2 separate regions of the Homo sapiens genome follow, and region 1 is linked to region 2. The links are chromatin contacts, found by Hi-C or POLR2A ChIA-PET in ENCODE. All regions are on one chromosome and are shown on one strand. Each heading gives the region's core, a stretch centred on a gene start or an enhancer-like site at or near the end of the contact. The rest is flanking DNA. Distances are from core to core; before and after follow the strand shown. Region 1 overlaps PTPRM (protein tyrosine phosphatase receptor type M). Region 2 overlaps PTPRM (protein tyrosine phosphatase receptor type M).

The links. Hi-C counts contacts between places; a loop is a spot of excess contacts on that map. ChIA-PET counts read pairs that join two places held with the same protein, here RNA polymerase II (POLR2A). Pooled maps may share reads with other maps.
Region 1: a loop to region 2 is called in a map of PC-3, with 3 times the contacts of the local background. The contact joins two enhancer-like sites. A Hi-C loop is called at or near these places in 3 of 168 maps with a recorded cell type or tissue (IMR-90, PC-3 and right cardiac atrium), 1 of 37 single-sample maps with no recorded cell type and 1 of 50 pooled maps. POLR2A ChIA-PET finds 5 or more read pairs at or near these places in 4 of 52 experiments (A549, AG04450, MCF 10A and 1 more).

The regions. Positions count from the first base shown.
Region 1 is chr18:7,948,422-7,952,236 of GRCh38, reverse strand. It overlaps PTPRM (protein tyrosine phosphatase receptor type M), which reads right to left. Exons shown (of 33, transcript NM_001105244.2): 6 at 2,882-3,056. Among named protein-coding and RNA genes, the nearest start is that of PTPRM, 380 kb to the right of the region's middle. Within about 2 kb of position 1,361, at least 3 of the 41 ENCODE cell types and tissues checked have a DNase peak (open chromatin) inside an H3K27ac peak, as active enhancers do; they include PC-3, where a contact is called at or near this core.
Region 2 is chr18:7,903,484-7,907,558 of GRCh38, reverse strand. It overlaps PTPRM (protein tyrosine phosphatase receptor type M), which reads right to left. Exons shown (of 33, transcript NM_001105244.2): 4 at 976-1,054. Among named protein-coding and RNA genes, the nearest start is that of PTPRM, 340 kb to the right of the region's middle. Within about 2 kb of position 2,783, at least 2 of the 41 ENCODE cell types and tissues checked have a DNase peak (open chromatin) inside an H3K27ac peak, as active enhancers do; they include PC-3, where a contact is called at or near this core.

The DNA of each region.
Region 1 (3,815 bases), core at 112-2,611, 46 kb before region 2:
TTATACACACACAGACATATATCTAATGGATACGCACATGTAAATGCCTAATACATCAATAAATATGTCAGTATCATATTTAACTGTATGAAATATGTTTACATATGAAATATAGAAACGTAACTAAATAGGGTATTGATATATATATGCATATATACATGCATTGTGGAGATTATATGAAATATTTTTATGTCCTTGGTTATCAAAAGTGGCTAGACATGAATAAAGATGAGAGTGATGGTTAGTCAATTAAAGGACTTGGTCTTTATTTGGGAGGCTGGCCACAAATCAGTGTGTGACCTTAAAAGGTTAAAAACTCTATGGACTTTAGTTTCTCCCATTTGTAAAATTTAGCACTCCAAATATGATATGGTATATAAAAAAGTGTTAAATTATAGACAAGTGGCCTAAAAATGTTAGTGTATATTTTAAAGTAATTGCCTCAAGGTAATAACCTTATAAAACTAGTAGTATCTAGCATGTTATCTCATTAAAAAATATATCTATATACAAAATATGGCCATAAAATTATAATTGGAGAAAAAGTTAAATTTCATATTTGAGTCCTAACTGCATGCAAATTGTCATGAGCTGTGGCAGTGTGCGGAAATGGAAATAAGTCCCTGGTAATTTTTATCACAGTGAGCCAAGATACTACTACACTGCCATAAGACAGGAAAATGTGGTGCACAAATATGAATACGAATCTATTCATTCTTTCTATTTATGTTTGTTCAGGTAGACTAGAAATTTATAATTTACTTATAACTTCCAACAAATTAACTTTTCCACAAGGGAATTTTTAGAGATACTACTAGATTTGCATCCCACTAATCAATAACATGGGTAGTGGCAGGTCACAGTGAAGCAGTATAGCAACTGAAAGAAAAGGAAAAATAATCAAAAACAAATGAACCAAGATGAAAATTAAATAATGGTAGTAATAATGATGATGATAATGATGAACTCTAAAATGACAAAACAGTTTGTAGGCAAACTAGTGTCCTTTCTGTACATCATGATGTCTCACTTGCCAGAGCACTTTCAACAGGGTAGGGTGTGTACAGCAGGGAAGAATCTTAGTTTTGTTAGAGACTTTAAACCTAAATATTAGGCTGGTTCAAGTCTCATCACAAATAAAAACATGTTAAGAATCTGCTGTGACAAATACATTATCCGAGTAGATATCTTAATGTGCACTTCCTTACGCCGAACATCAGTCACTGCTGCAGACGATTCTCGAGGTGGCCTCACTGGGGTGCACTGTCCCCCATAAGCTACGTGTGACTAACTAACACTGGCAGTGGTGATCTCACAACAGAGCATATGGCTGACTCATTGGAGGTTTTATAACAGAGGCTGTGTCCCTGGATATTCTGACTCAATATGGGTGTGGCCAGACAGGGAGGAGACAATAGGTGGGCAGGTATTTACATTTTTAAAAAGTCAGAAAGGTAGTTCAGACATCCATTCCCCAGTGAAGACCACTGACAGACTGGACCAGAGAGAAGTTTATCCCTGTCCTCCTCTCCCTTCCCACCAAGGGCCTTTCAAGCACCCATTGCTCACTATGTATACTAAGTGTCCTATATATAATATACACTTTGCATTTGATCTTCCTCATGGCCCTGTAAGGTAGATAACATTATTATCTGATATCTACCTTACACACAAGGAAACAGCAGCACATACAGGGCAAGCCACTGGCCCATAGCCACATACCTAGTTCTGGGATTTGAATCCAGCAATCTTTAAAGCTGCCTATCTTGAGAAATGTGCAGATAAAAGCTATTGCTTTTATACCACATAAGAAACAGACAATTTTTGTCTAAGACACAGGGTCTCACTCTGTCCAGGTTGGCTGGAATGCAGGGGCACAATCATAGCTCACTGCAGCCTAGAACTCCTGGACTCAGGTAATCCTCCCACCTCAGCCTCCTGACTAGCTGGGAGTATAGGCACTGCCACCACACCTGGCTAGCTTTTTTTATTTTTACAAATTTTTGTAGAGGTGGAGTCTCAATATGTTGCCCAGGCTGGTCTGGAACTTCTGGCCTCAGCTTCTCAAAGTGCTGGGATTATATATGTAGAGAGATCAATTTTATGTGCCATATTTAACAAATGCAGGGAAAACTTTTCTTAAAGCAGTCCTCATTCTGTTCTCCTAGGAAAAACAGCAATGGCTTGCCACAGGTTGTCTAAAAATGCCTCATGGTACACCTCAAAGTCCAAATTATCCTGTCTGGGACCAAAAATTGTCTTGGTGGCTTAATGCTATAAATTCCTCAGCCTACAAAAAACCCATTAAACCGGCTAAAGGAAACTTATTTCCCCTTTCTATTTTCCCTCATCCCCCACCTTCTTAAATATAATGACTCAATTTTTCAGTCATGCAAAATATAGTAATAGAACCTAACTGGAACATTATGAATGTTAACACAGAATTATCAATATGGCTTGTGTGATATGACTGAGCATGTTTATACTGACACTGCTTCATTTTATTAACCACTCTGCTATCATAAACACGCTGGCTGATGAATATTTGCATTTTAAGTGATTTTTCATCAGTAAAAAATTTTATTCCTTAAAAAAAATTTATAAGTTGTAATCTCTGTATATAGAGTTGGCAGAAGACTTTGCCAAGAGCACATTCATTGTTTTTTGTGCAACTAAATCAACATAGATAAAACACATTTTTCAAAAATATTGTTCACGTGCAAAATTTGTACTTAAAATGCAATCCATCAAAATAGCCTGTCATCAAACCACTGCTCAGAAACAGACAAGGGTAAGTTTGAGCTTTAAAGGGATAATGAACTAACAACACCTAACATATCTACTTTAGAAGAATATTCTGGTATAAAAACACATTAAATACCTTTAACTACCAACTCTGCATAGTTTGATATTCCAACACCTCCTTCAGTGCGAATCATGCAGCGGTACTTTCCAGCATCTCGTTTGGTGGTATTCACAACATTAAATGAAGCAATGAAGCGTCGGGAGCTGGTCACCTTGATTTCCTTCAGAGGAGCATCTCGCACATCAATGCCCTGTATCAAGTGGGGTGGGGAGGACAAAAAGAAGCAATATAAGCTGTCAGAGCAAAACAGTCAGACACCCAATGGTATATTATCCATGCTGTTTTCATGCAGACCTTGGTGCAGTTGCTTATTACCCATGGGCAGTTGTACCAGGAGAATAGCTGAGCAGGAAACTAAAATTCTGCCATGATCAACACCTTAAAGACTGAGCGATGCAAAATTAAGTGTGAAGACATTTTTTGTTTTTGCCTCTTCAAAATATTATGTTAATTAGTGCAACAGGGGAGTAAAAATACAGAAAACTTGTTACCTTGTTTTCAAACTATCCACATTTGGTCTTATAGCACTTTCTCTTATTTGTATGCTTGACTAGGAAATAAAAGTAGCTCACCCACTATCCTATTACTGACCTCATTTTATAAATGAAGTAATAAACACTGTATTAAGAATAACATTCAACTATAAGTTAGGTTTTAGAGTACTCCCTATTGAACAGGACTAAAAGAATAGTTCAACCCTTTTGACGTTCTTCCTGGATATACAAAACCAAACAGAATTAGGTGCCTAGTAACTATTAAATGACATTCATACGTAACAAGAGAGGTTCCTCTCTACATCCCATATCCCCAGGACCACATAAACAAAGTTCCACAGCTGGGGCAGTTTGGTCTTTTATTATCCCCATATATGGTCTTTTATTATCCCCATATATTAAGTAACCCTTTTAGTTATGCACACTTGGAAATCCATTCTATGCTTCCAATAGTT
Region 2 (4,075 bases), core at 1,534-4,033:
GGCCCAAATCAGCGCAGAATGTCTAGGCAAGGGTCATCTTCCAAGGGTAAGGTGCACAGAGACACAGCGCCAGCTCCCCTTGTCCTCGCAGCTGGCTCCCCTGCCATAGTGGTTGCTGTGGCTGCTTGCGTAGCCTCACTTTGGGGGCCTGCTCATCATCTGAGTCTAGACCACTAGTGTTCTCAGGAATACCACTGCCCTCCAATTCTCTATCAACAGGATGCCTTTTCTGCTTCAAGCAGCTACAGTCTGTTGCTGTGTGCAGACTAGAAACCATAACAGGTGCAACAACCAGCTCACCACTGTGGTGGCCCCTGGGGGGCAGGGTTTGGGGAGAAACAGATCTAGCAATTTGTACTATTTTATTTAAGGAAAAAGGTTCACATACAAATATGACAAACTGTTAGTTGTTCATAGTAGAAATTTTAAAAATTGTATGTTTATCACCTATTGTACTTTTTTAAAGTATTAATTTTTAAAAGATGAAGAGCAGGCCATTTCTGGGGTCCCCAGGTGGTTTAGGTAGGTGTCTTTTATTTGACAGATCCCAGGCCTGTTTGCAGCTATATCACCTGAAACCATGTGATAAATACTAAGGAACTGTGCCAAAAACATACTGGACTTATAAACAAAACGCACAGATTCTCAATATTTAACTTTGTGCTACTACTGAAAAGCGAATTCTAAAGACCACGGCAACAAATAAACAGGTTCTTTGCAAAGATGTCTGAGCATGCCAAAGAATTCCTTGATTCCCCATTCCTGAACCAAATTTTAAAAGACTTATACAAACCATGGCATTTACACAAAGTACATGCTTTTGGATTTCTGGGCTGGCAAACCAACAATACAGGCCTGTCAGGGAACTGTCTTGGCAAGATGACCTCTTCACAGGTTTTCATCCCTTCTCTTCATTCATAATGTAAACATGCCCCCAATGATGTACCCGAATATTTACAAATAAAGACAACTTACTACATGGATGTCCTAACACCTTCACCTCATCGATAGCGAGATAGCCTTGATGTCCAGAAGTTATCACTTCAAAAATCACCTGGAAAATTAAGAAAGATTTACATTATTTATTCATTTTGTCTTACTTTTACCAAGTATCTCCTATATATAAGACACATAATTTCGTTTATTCTTTCACCAATTCATTCATTCATGTACGTAACATCTGCTAGTCAATGTTCCAGGTTCTAGACTACAAAGATAGGCAAGACCCCACCCCAGTCTTCAGGGAGGTCAATAGGTAGTGAATGCGTTAGACAGAACCCCAACTTAGAAAACCCATAGTGAAAGGATACTTCATGGGGTTGCGGGGGATGACACATACACTGTAGGAAAAGCAAGGAAGCTCACAGGATAGTGAGTTGGCACAGACGGCAACTTGTTGGTGGGTAAGCTGCTTGGGTGGAAGATGGGGACACCAAGATAGAAGAGGCTTTGGGGTTACCTCTCCAACAGTTTCAGCAGATAGAAAGGATTCCCCACCCAAAGCCAGGGTTGAGCTTGTGAGAGATCCTGAACATGAAACAAAGTCTAAAGAAGACTTTTAAGGTTGCACTGTATGTTAAACCCACTGCCATACACACATTTGGATTGTGGTTGTTTTCCCTCAAGAGACAACGTTAAGATTCAGATTGCTTTAGGTGATCTAAACCTTTTCTGAAGGTTCTGAAAGTAACTCTCTGACCACACTGGACCATGTGGGGTAGTAAGATTTACACAAGTGAAAAAAAATACAGTAAGTGTAATGAAAGAAGAGTGCAGTGTACTATAAGAATATACACATGGAGGACCTCCCATGAGGAGGTGAAATCTGTGCCAATAGCTACAGGATGAGAAGGAGCTAACAGTGTGAAGAGGACCAGGCTCAGTCCTGGGCACATGTGAAGGCCCTGAGGTGGTCATGACCATGGCCTTCAAGGGGAGAATTGGGACCTACCGCCACAAAGGTCAGCTGTGGCCAGGCTGCAGAAGACTCCACTTCAGGACAGAGACACCAGGAAAGATAGCCTATTAATAATGCAGTGAAGAGAATATGCTAACTGAAAATCAGACAATAAAGCTATGAATCAAGAGGAAAATAATATAAAAATGTCCACAGTGGCAAAATCAAGAGGGCGTTAGCTCTTCCTTGATAATTGGAGAAGCAAGAGAAGAGGAAAAGGCCTACATGCCTGGAGGTTCTAAGAATGGCGGAGTTTTTTAAGATGGTGGAGCCACTTCAGAGAAATTAAGGCAAAAAAGAAAGAACCAGGGCTGGGCGCGGTGGCTCAGGCCTATAAACCCAGCACTTTGGGAGGCCGAGGCAGGCAGATCACCTGAGGTCGGGAGTTTGAGACTAGCTGGCCAATATGGTGAAACCCCAACTCTACTAAAAATACAAAAATTAGGTGGACGTGGTGGCATACGCCTGTAATCCCAGCTACTCAGGAGGCTGACACAGGAGAATCGCTTGAATCTGGGAGGCGGAGGTTGCAGTGAGCCGAGATTGTGCCATTGCACTCCAGCCTGGGCAACAAGAGCAAAACTCAGTCTCAACAAAATAAAAAAAAATAAAAAAAAGGAAAGAAAGAAAGAACCAGTAAAAGGGTTATCAATTTTCTTAATCTGATTAATTGACTAAAAGTGTCAGTTGTCAGGCTATCATTTAAAAGATCCACATGAATGTTATTTTGACCTCCATTTACACACAGAATGAAACTATCTCACCGGGGAACCATGACTCATGATGGTAAGTCTTAAAATACAACCTAACCATTGCACTCTTGGAGATTCATCCCACAGAAATGTAAACTTTCATTCATATAAAAATCTGTGCACATCATATTTACAGAAGCTTTATACATAATAGCCAAACAACAGAAACAGCCCAGATGTCCTTCAACTTGTAAATAATACACTGTGGTCCATCCACTGTATTAAATACTACTCAGCAATAAAAAGGAGCAAATTAATGATGTACCTAACAACTTGGGTGAACTTCCCGATAGCTATGGTGAGTGAAAAACACCACTCCCCGAAGATCATGTACTCTATGATTCCATTTATGTAACATTTTGTAATGTTAAGATTCTAGAAATGGAGGACAAATTAGTGGTTGCCAGGGGTAGGAATGGAGGAAGATGAGACAGGAGGGAGATGGGTTTGCTTACAAAAGGACATCACCACCACTCCTTGTGTTGGTGGAATTGTTTAGCATCGTCACTGTGGTGGAAGATACACAAGCCTATTCAGGTAACAAAGTTGTACACAACAAATTGTACATATTTGTACAATTGTACAGAAGGCAATTGTACTACAGTGTTGTAAAATGTTAGCATTCTGGGAAATGGCATAACATGTACTCAAGAATATCTTTTTTCTTACTACTGCATGTGACTCTACAATGATTTCCATAAAAATTTCAATTTATAAAAGTAATTATAAGTTAACATTTAGTAAGCAGATATGTTACACACACTAGGAAGATATCATTCCATTATCTCATTAGTTCATACGAAAAATCAAGAATTTCATGTTTCAAAAAAAATGAAATCTTTAGATACAAAGTAATTGTCCATAAATGCAACGAGTCTATCGTAGATGCAATCTTTAAACTCAATTTTTCTGATTCCAAATATGATGTTTTCACTTCTACACATTGCTCAAACAAAAACTTTGATCCTAGGCCTGCATTATTTTGTGTATGGGATGGATGTGAAACTGGAGAAAGCAATCAGCAGAGCCCAGAGTGGAAAAGCTCAAGAGTACAGGGACAGAAGACATCCCAGAAACTCTTGCTAGACTAGATGACACTGTGCCACAACACTATTACAATAACATATAACACAGCGGAGAGGAAAGGCACAACAGAAAACCAGAAATGAAATAAAACTTCATCCTGTTCGTAAGTTTAATAAATAGTTTCCACTGACAATACAAGAGAAAGGAAGATATGCACGGATATTCCTGCAATGGGACCCTGCTAATTTATCTGTCTACTACTAAAGTCTATAAGAAGACAACTGAGAGTACAAAAGGAAAATGAATATTGAGAGCAAGTAAAGGAAAAAGCATTCCTGAG